3 separate regions of the Homo sapiens genome follow, and all the other regions are linked to region 1. Evidence: read pairs that join two places in POLR2A ChIA-PET (ENCODE). Cell type or tissue: GM12878. All regions are shown on one strand. Region 1 overlaps ARHGAP26 (Rho GTPase activating protein 26). Region 2 overlaps ARHGAP26 (Rho GTPase activating protein 26). Region 3 overlaps ARHGAP26 (Rho GTPase activating protein 26).

What was found. Peaks named below come from ENCODE experiments on the same cell type or tissue, not always from the same donor. Only the 100,000 strongest peaks of a DNase experiment are listed, where the experiment ranks them.
Region 2: POLR2A ChIA-PET joins it to region 1 with 6 read pairs; 3 of 35 experiments call an interaction of 5 or more read pairs at or near these places.
Region 3: POLR2A ChIA-PET joins it to region 1 with 6 read pairs; 3 of 35 experiments call an interaction of 5 or more read pairs at or near these places.

The regions. Positions count from the first base shown.
Region 1 is chr5:143,065,339-143,067,838 of GRCh38, forward strand. All of the region lies in intron 17 of ARHGAP26 (Rho GTPase activating protein 26), which reads left to right. Among named protein-coding and RNA genes, the nearest start is that of ARHGAP26-IT1, 130 kb to the right of the region's middle. In GM12878, no CTCF peak of the experiment used is centred here; a DNase peak (open chromatin) is centred at 1,467; H3K4me3 peaks cover 320 bases; H3K27ac peaks cover 2,500 bases.
Region 2 is chr5:143,165,637-143,168,136 of GRCh38, forward strand. The region is part of intron 20 of ARHGAP26 (Rho GTPase activating protein 26); the gene reads left to right. Among named protein-coding and RNA genes, the nearest start is that of ARHGAP26-IT1, 26 kb to the right of the region's middle. In GM12878, no CTCF peak of the experiment used is centred here; a DNase peak (open chromatin) is centred at 1,178.
Region 3 is chr5:143,160,060-143,162,559 of GRCh38, forward strand. All of the region lies in intron 20 of ARHGAP26 (Rho GTPase activating protein 26), which reads left to right. Among named protein-coding and RNA genes, the nearest start is that of ARHGAP26-IT1, 31 kb to the right of the region's middle. In GM12878, no CTCF peak of the experiment used is centred here; no DNase peak of the experiment used is centred here.

The sequences.
Region 1 (2,500 bases):
TTGCATCATGAGTGTTATCTGCGATACTTATGTTCTTACATTGACTGGTTACTCACCAGCTCTTCAGAACAATTGTGGCTGAAACGTGGCAGCTGGCAGACTTCTACGTATATGAAGTTAATCCATGGGGCATAAGAGCACAGTGGTGAAGAGAGAACATTCTGTAGCCAAACTGCCTGATTTTGATCTCATCTCTTATGTAACCTTGCATGTGAATTATTTCTCTCTGCCTGAGTTTCCTAATCTGAAAAAGATGATAATAATTGTATCAGAAAGTTTTAACTTCGCACATCAGGTTTTCTTGGCTTCTCCTGTTTGTATTGCAGCCACCACTGAGATGACCACTTCTGTGTGGGCTCCGCTGCCCTTCCTGCAAGTGCAGCCTGGTAGCCTGGAGCCTCATGCCTGCGTTTCTTACCTCCCACCCTAGGGAGGCATGACACAAAATGGCATTCACACACGGATACGCTGGGACAAGGGGAAGTTAAAAAACTCTGAGGGGAAAACCTTTGGCCAGTGGGAGAAGGGAGCTGAGTATCTCAGAAGCAATTGTTCAACAGCCTCTTTGAAGATGGTCTCAAGAGATTGAGCAATTGTGTTAGTGCTTGAACCAGGTGGGGTCTAGCTTCTCTTCTCCGCCTCATTCCCCCAAGAATCCCCTGGTAAAGTAGTGTCAGGTAAGCCTTTATGTACAGTCATGCGCCACATAACAACGTGTCTATCAACGATGAACCACATATATGACAGTGGTCCCTTAAGATTATATCATGTTTTTACTCTATAGTTTCTATGTTTAGCTATGTTTAGATGCACAAGTACTTCCCATTGTGTCACAGTTGCCTACAGTGTTCAGTACAAACATGCTGTGTGGGTTTGTAGCCGAGGAGCAATAGGCTATACCACAGAGCCTAGGTGTGCAGCAGGCTCGACCATCTATCTGGGTTTGTGCAAATGCACTCTATGATGTTCACACAGCAATGAAATTGCCTAATGACATATTTCTCAGCATATCTCCATTGTTAAGCGATGCGTGACTATACTTCAAGTCTCTTCTTTCTGGAAAACCTAAAGTAATACAGTAATAGTGCCCACCCTTTTAGAGTTGTGCAGATTAAATTAATCTACACAAAGTTCTTAGAAGAGTGCCTGGCACATAATACACCTTCCATAAATGTTAATTTCTACAATCTGTTGGAGAAATCCGGGAACGGGAGAAAGAAGATGATAGAGCTGGTTTTAGGGTATGGGAAATTGGGGCAGTTGTTGAAACCAAAATAAGTCATTCTTGCTGACTAGATGGGGCTTTCTTCATAGTTTTGTTATTGGCAAGCAAAACCCTGAGGGCTGGATGCTGAAAACATAGCACACACAGCTCTTGTCCACTTGGGAGATTTCTGTGTGTGCATGTGTTTATTTTTGCCTTGCTTGTGTTTGCTTAGCAGTTTGTGTGCATTTGGCCCAAAGGGCTGAGCATCTCTCCCTTCCTAGCAGAAGATGAGCCAGCACAGGGGCAGCTGGGAGAAAGAGCTGTTCATATCTGGTTTCAGGTCCTACCTTATTGCAAGTCTCACACTTCCCTGTGAATATCAGGGCTCTTCGTGATTCAAATGCTCTGTGGGGTGGTGCACCTGTTTGAAGGAACAAGCCACGTAGGGCTGATTTCCATGGAGGTTACCTCCCCCTCCCCCTCCTCTGCCCCTCCCCCTCCCGCTTCTGCTTCTTGGTGTCGCAAGGCTGATTTCATCTCCGATGCAGCTGTCTTTGCTAGAGTTTAATAACTCTTAATTTCCTGGAGGGGGATGGCGCGTTATATCATGAAGACTCATCTTTGTCTGCGTGGTCTGGAAATTTCCACTCATCTTTGTGATCTTTGAGATGTTTCCCTTTGTGGGGGAGTCTGACTTTCCTTCTGTTTTACTCAGTTTGACTGCCCTCTCAGATGTCATTCCCAGATTAAACATGACCATCCACTGTGAAAACGGCCCTCTTGACCTTCCAGTTTCCCCCTGGGAGCAGTCTTCACATGGATTTCCTTTCCCGAGTTACTGAAATCTGTATTGAAGTATTAATCTATACTCTAAAGAAGGTCATGCCTATATTCAGCTTCATTCTGTTTTGGTAGATATTTTTTCACTTTTGCAGTTTCAGTCCAAGAAAGGGCTTGAACAAAAGTTCAGGGGGTTTGAATTTTGGTATCAGTCTTTTCTGCTTCCACACATACACAGGAAAGTTTTTCTTCCAGCAGTTTAGCATCCTGATTTATTTCGTGTTTCCAATTTGGTATTATAAGTCACTATTCTTGATTCTCTTCAGTAGGCGGTAAAGGAACACAAAATGTTGGGTCTTGTTGGTGTATTGCAAGCAGGTCTTGCTATGTACTTGGAGATGCCTAGAATTGGGTAGAATAGGGTCACTATTTTATTAAAGTCAGATATTCCATGAGAAAATGGGGCACCCTAGGCCTCAAAAATCAGTTTGTATATTAGTTCTTTGGCTGTAA
Region 2 (2,500 bases), 100 kb after region 1:
AGGACTGGGCTTCTAATGTACCCATCACCCAATAATGAACGTTGTACCCAATGGGTAATTCTTTAGTCATCACCCCACCGACCCTCCCCACTTTTGGAATCCCCAGTGTCTGTCATTTCTATCTTTATGTGCATGATGTGTATTATTTATTCCCTGCTTATAAGTGAAAACATGTAGTGTTTGATTTTCTATTTCTGAGTACGACGAACAGTTCCTTGCCCTCTATAAGCCTCATCTGTTAAATGGAAACAGTAGTAGTATCTACCTCCTAGGGTTGTTAGGATGAAATGAAATAGTTCATGTAGAGCACTTTGCATGGCTTCTGGCTCATAATCAGGGCTCAGTAAAAGTTACCTGCCGTAATTATGGTCATCGTTGCTCTTTTAACAGGCACTGGGGATTTGGAATGTGTTTGGAGGGTTGTACTGAGGTGCAGAGTCCTGCTTCGTGATGGGCACAAGGTGAGAAGGGAGGCTGCCCTCTGGGTTCCAGTCATATCTCAATTAAAGAATAACACACGCCCTTCCCCTAACTCATCTAGAACAACCCCATGTACGTAGCTGGCAGTGAACACAAAAGCTCTCTGAGTAGCCGGAAGAGCCCACAATTTCATCAGCTCTCTAGACCTGTTGGACACCCTCAGATCAGGGTGACTGAGGGAGTGTGGGCAGGAAGCCCAGACCAGGAATCCAGGAGAGGCTGCTTAGGGCTTTGGGGTCCAGGCAGAGCAGGAACTATAAGGAGGTGGAGCCACTTGGAGGAAGGCGAGGACCAGAATGGAGTGGAGTGGCTCTTTTGGCTCCACATGACCACCATTTAGCTACTTGGTGTGTTGGCCTCTCTACATCCAGTTGCTGCTTCTCAGTGCTCCCCTCTGGCTTATTCTTTCCCACCATTCTGTGCCTGGGCTTTACTCTCCCTCACAGCTTCTGCTTCCTTTTAGCTTTGGATTGCCATGACCCCTGACAGCCCCAGTGCTTTCATAGCCTCATTCTCCTTAGAATTTCACCTGCTGCTTTGCTAAATTCTCTGCCATCCAGCCCTGAGGGAAAGCATCTATGGACTGGAGACCTTGAGGCAGGGGATTCTACAGTTTAATCATCTGTAGCCACAGTGAACTGGGTTACCAACCTTTCAGCAGGAACTGAAGGTAGAGCACGTTCGAAGACTGCCAAGTCCAGGACATACCTTTTGCAGACAATTACAACAAACTTGGCTCCTTGGCTTTCTGCCATCCAGTATTTTGGGAGTAACAGTCATACCACAAAAGGTGGTTACATTCACAGAATAGAAAGTTAATAATTGCTGATGAGGCAAAGTCCAGAAGAACTTTTTCTGAAGTCATAAAAGCTGTAATAATACAAAGGTCTGGATAAAGAACTAGCTACCCTTCAAATCCAGCAGCAGCTTCTTTGGTCACAACTGTATAACAGCACAAGACAGTATTGATTTTTATAATTTTCTCACCTCAAGTAAATTGCATTTGATATATTCTGTCTTTGAAGGTAGAAAAATGTGTGCCGTGTTTTAGAAAGGTTTCCTTTGGTTCACCTGGCACGGTGGCCCATGCTTGTAATGTCAGCATGTTCGGAGGCCAAGGTGGGTGGATCACTTGAGGTCAAGAGTTTGAGACCAGCCTGGCCAGCATTGTTGAAACCTCATCTCTACTTTAAAAAAAAAAAAAAAAAAAAAAAAATTAGCTGGGCCTGATGGCATGCGCCTGTAATCCCAGCTACTCGGGAGGCTGAGACATGAGAATCACTTGAACCCGGGGGGGAAGAGGTTACAGTGAGCTGAGATCACACCACTGCACTCCAGCCTGCATGACAGAGCAAGACTCCATCTCAAAAAAAAAAAAAAAAAAAAAAAAAAAAAAAAAAAAGAAATCCATTGTTTGTAATAAGAATAGGGGCGCTCAAATGATTACATTTCATTTGTTTGTAGAGTTGTTCATCAATGATGTAGATTGTGTATCACAATTCCTTAAGACCTAGAGATGGTAATAGTATGGGGGCAAGCGCATGACTAAGCCAGGCCAACCATAATATTTTCATGGATTTTTTTGTTTTGTTTTAACTGGTGCTGGGTTAAGAATTTGTCTTGCCTACCAGAATATCCAGCAGCCGTGTTCTCCATCACATATAGAAAGTTCAGCTGCAGCCATTCCAATGTGCAAAGAGAAACTGACAAGAGATAGTGGAAGCATTTTTTGAGCTTTTTTTTAACTCTCTCTGCCATTCAACAGATTTTTCTGAATGTCTTCAATATGTAAACACATTAAAGATGAGTTACAGGGGATCGTGCCCTTCACGATGAGAAATAACAGAAACATAAAGTACTTGTATTGAATGGTCTAGGTGCTACAGGATAAAGTGCTGCTGGAATTCCTAGGCAAGAGAGATGACTTTGAACTGGGATGATCAAGGAAGGCTTTGTGATCAAATTGGCACTTGAACATGCATCTTGAGGATAGGTTGGATTTAGACAGCAAACAGTGGGA
Region 3 (2,500 bases), 95 kb after region 1:
CTTTTTTTTTTTTTTTTTGAGACGGAGTCTCGCTCTGTCACCCAGGCTGGAGTGCAGTGGTGCAATCTCGGCTCACTGCAAGCTCTGCCTCCTGGGTTCACACCATTCTCCTGCCTCAGCCTCCTGAATAGCTGGGACTACAGGTGCCCGCCACCACACCTTGCTAATTTTTTTTATTTTTAGTAGAGATGGAGTTTCACCGTGTTAGCCAGGATGGTCTCAATCTCCTGACCTCACGATCCACCTGCCTCAGCCTCCCAAAGTGCTGGGATTACAGGCATGAGCCACCATGCCTGGCCAAGATTTTTCTTTTTAACCTTAAACTTTTTTGTGTTACCTCAATAGCTAGGAGTCTAAATGAGATGCTATTTGACAGAAGAGTAAGGCCTTTACCAAGAAGTTGTTGCTTTTGGTGGTTTTTTTTTCTTTCTTTTTTTTTCTTTTTAGACAGGGTCTCACTCTGTTTCCCAGGCTGAGTTCAGTGGTGCAATCACAGCTCACTGCAGCCTCAACCTCTTAGGCTCAAGCGATCCTTCCACCTTAGCTCCTGAGTAGCTGGATAGTCCCAGGCATGTGCCACCATACCCAGCTAATTTTTTATTTTTTGTAGAGATGGGGTCTTGCTATGTCGCCCAGGCTAGTCCCCTGGATGCAAGAGATCCTCCCACCTCGGCATCCCAAAGTGCTGGGATTACAGGTGTGAGTCATTGTGCCTGGCCTGGTATATTTTAAGTGAAAATGAAATTAAGGCCATTGGTCATTGAATCATTCCATCAATGGCCAAATGGCTCCCTCTCTCCAGGCTGGCCTCGCCCAGGGCTCTGTGTCAGTGTAGTAAGTGGTAACTGTTGGCACAGCAGAAGAAATCACATATGGAGTTAACTGAGCTCTCGCTCAGGAAGCTGAGTAGAACCAGTTAGACCCCAGCCTCTGGGCTATTTCAGATTTTTTTTTTTTTTTTTTTTTTTGAGATGGAGTCTCTTACCTTGTTGCTCAGGCTGGAGTGCAGTGGAGCGATCTCAATTCACTGCAACCTCCACCTCCTAGTTTCAAGTGATTCTCATGCCTCAGCCTCATGAGTAGCTGGGATTACAGGCACGCAGCACCACACCTGGCTAACTGTTGTATTTTTAGCAGAGACGGGGTTTTACCGTGTTGGCCAGACTGGTTTCAAACTCCTGACCTCAGGTGATCCACCCGTCTTGGCCTCCCAAAGTGCAGGGATTACAGGCATGAGCCACTGCACCCGGCCTCAGATTTCCTATTAAAATTAGGGAGCCCTAACTTAAGAAACCAGAAAGTCAATGTTAACATTGAGCAGCTACTCATGAACTCCTCCTCCAGCCCCCAACCAACATTGTGAAATGTAAGTAGTTCAATTATGTTGAGCTATATATAGTTCTTTCACCTGATCTTCATCTGTCATTCTCCATCTGCTATCTACCCAATTTCCTTTGAAAGCTCCATTTTAAAGCAGAATATATAATGGAAAAACCTTAACTCCTGACCTTTATGGAGATATACTAGAGTTACTCAATAATAATTAGCAGTTGCCCTGGTAAGCTCAGACTTACTGCTTAAATCACCCATATTTGTCACCATCCCCTGCCTGTAGGACAATAAGATCACCTGCTTTGTGCTAATGAAAATTGGGACATTTTAGTAATTTTATAATCCTTTTCAGCTTCTGTTGTAAGGGTAGAAGTGATATTGTTTGTGATTATGCTAAAAAGAGGCTTTTTGTTTTGTTTTGTAGTTACCAAAGCAGTGAGATAGAAATCATTCTGGGTTTCGAGCAAATTGGAAAGCCCTGTTCAGTCTATTTTGTTTACCACTGTATTGAAAACCTTCAAAAACTTAAGTAGGTGAAACTTGCAGACTAGAATTTAAGGATGATGGCCCTGAGATAGAAAAGGAGAATGAAATTGGCAAGTCTGTCATCATATCAGACGTCACAGACAAAGATGAGTAAAGCCCACTAACTCCAGCACTTTGACTTGCGCAATGCTGCTGGAAGGTTGGTAAATCCAAAGCTGAAGCACAAGAGAGATTTCTTCAAATGAATGTGTTGGCTTCTGCTCTGTCTCGGGGGAAGCCTGCATCCCCTCTGTAGCATCCATATACTGTGCCTTACAGCATAGACCTCATGGTAGCATGGTAGGAGCTCCATATAACTCTGCTTCTTCTGGAGGAGAAACAGACACTCTACTCCCAAACACACACATACACACACACACACACACACACACACACGCAATCCCCTTTCCCATTTTTCCCTTGATCCTTTGCGTGGAAGTAGAATTAGAGGAAATATGTCCTTAGTCATCCCATGACAGCACTTAAAATGTTCAGTTGTCACAGTGAAAATAAACTGGCAAGAAATCAGAAATCAAGAAGTGGAGTCATGGGAATCCTGGACATGCTAATCCAATAGAGACAAGATCTACATGTTAGTGATGGCCATGGCCAAGGTAATCATCCCAGACAGCAGTCAGACTCT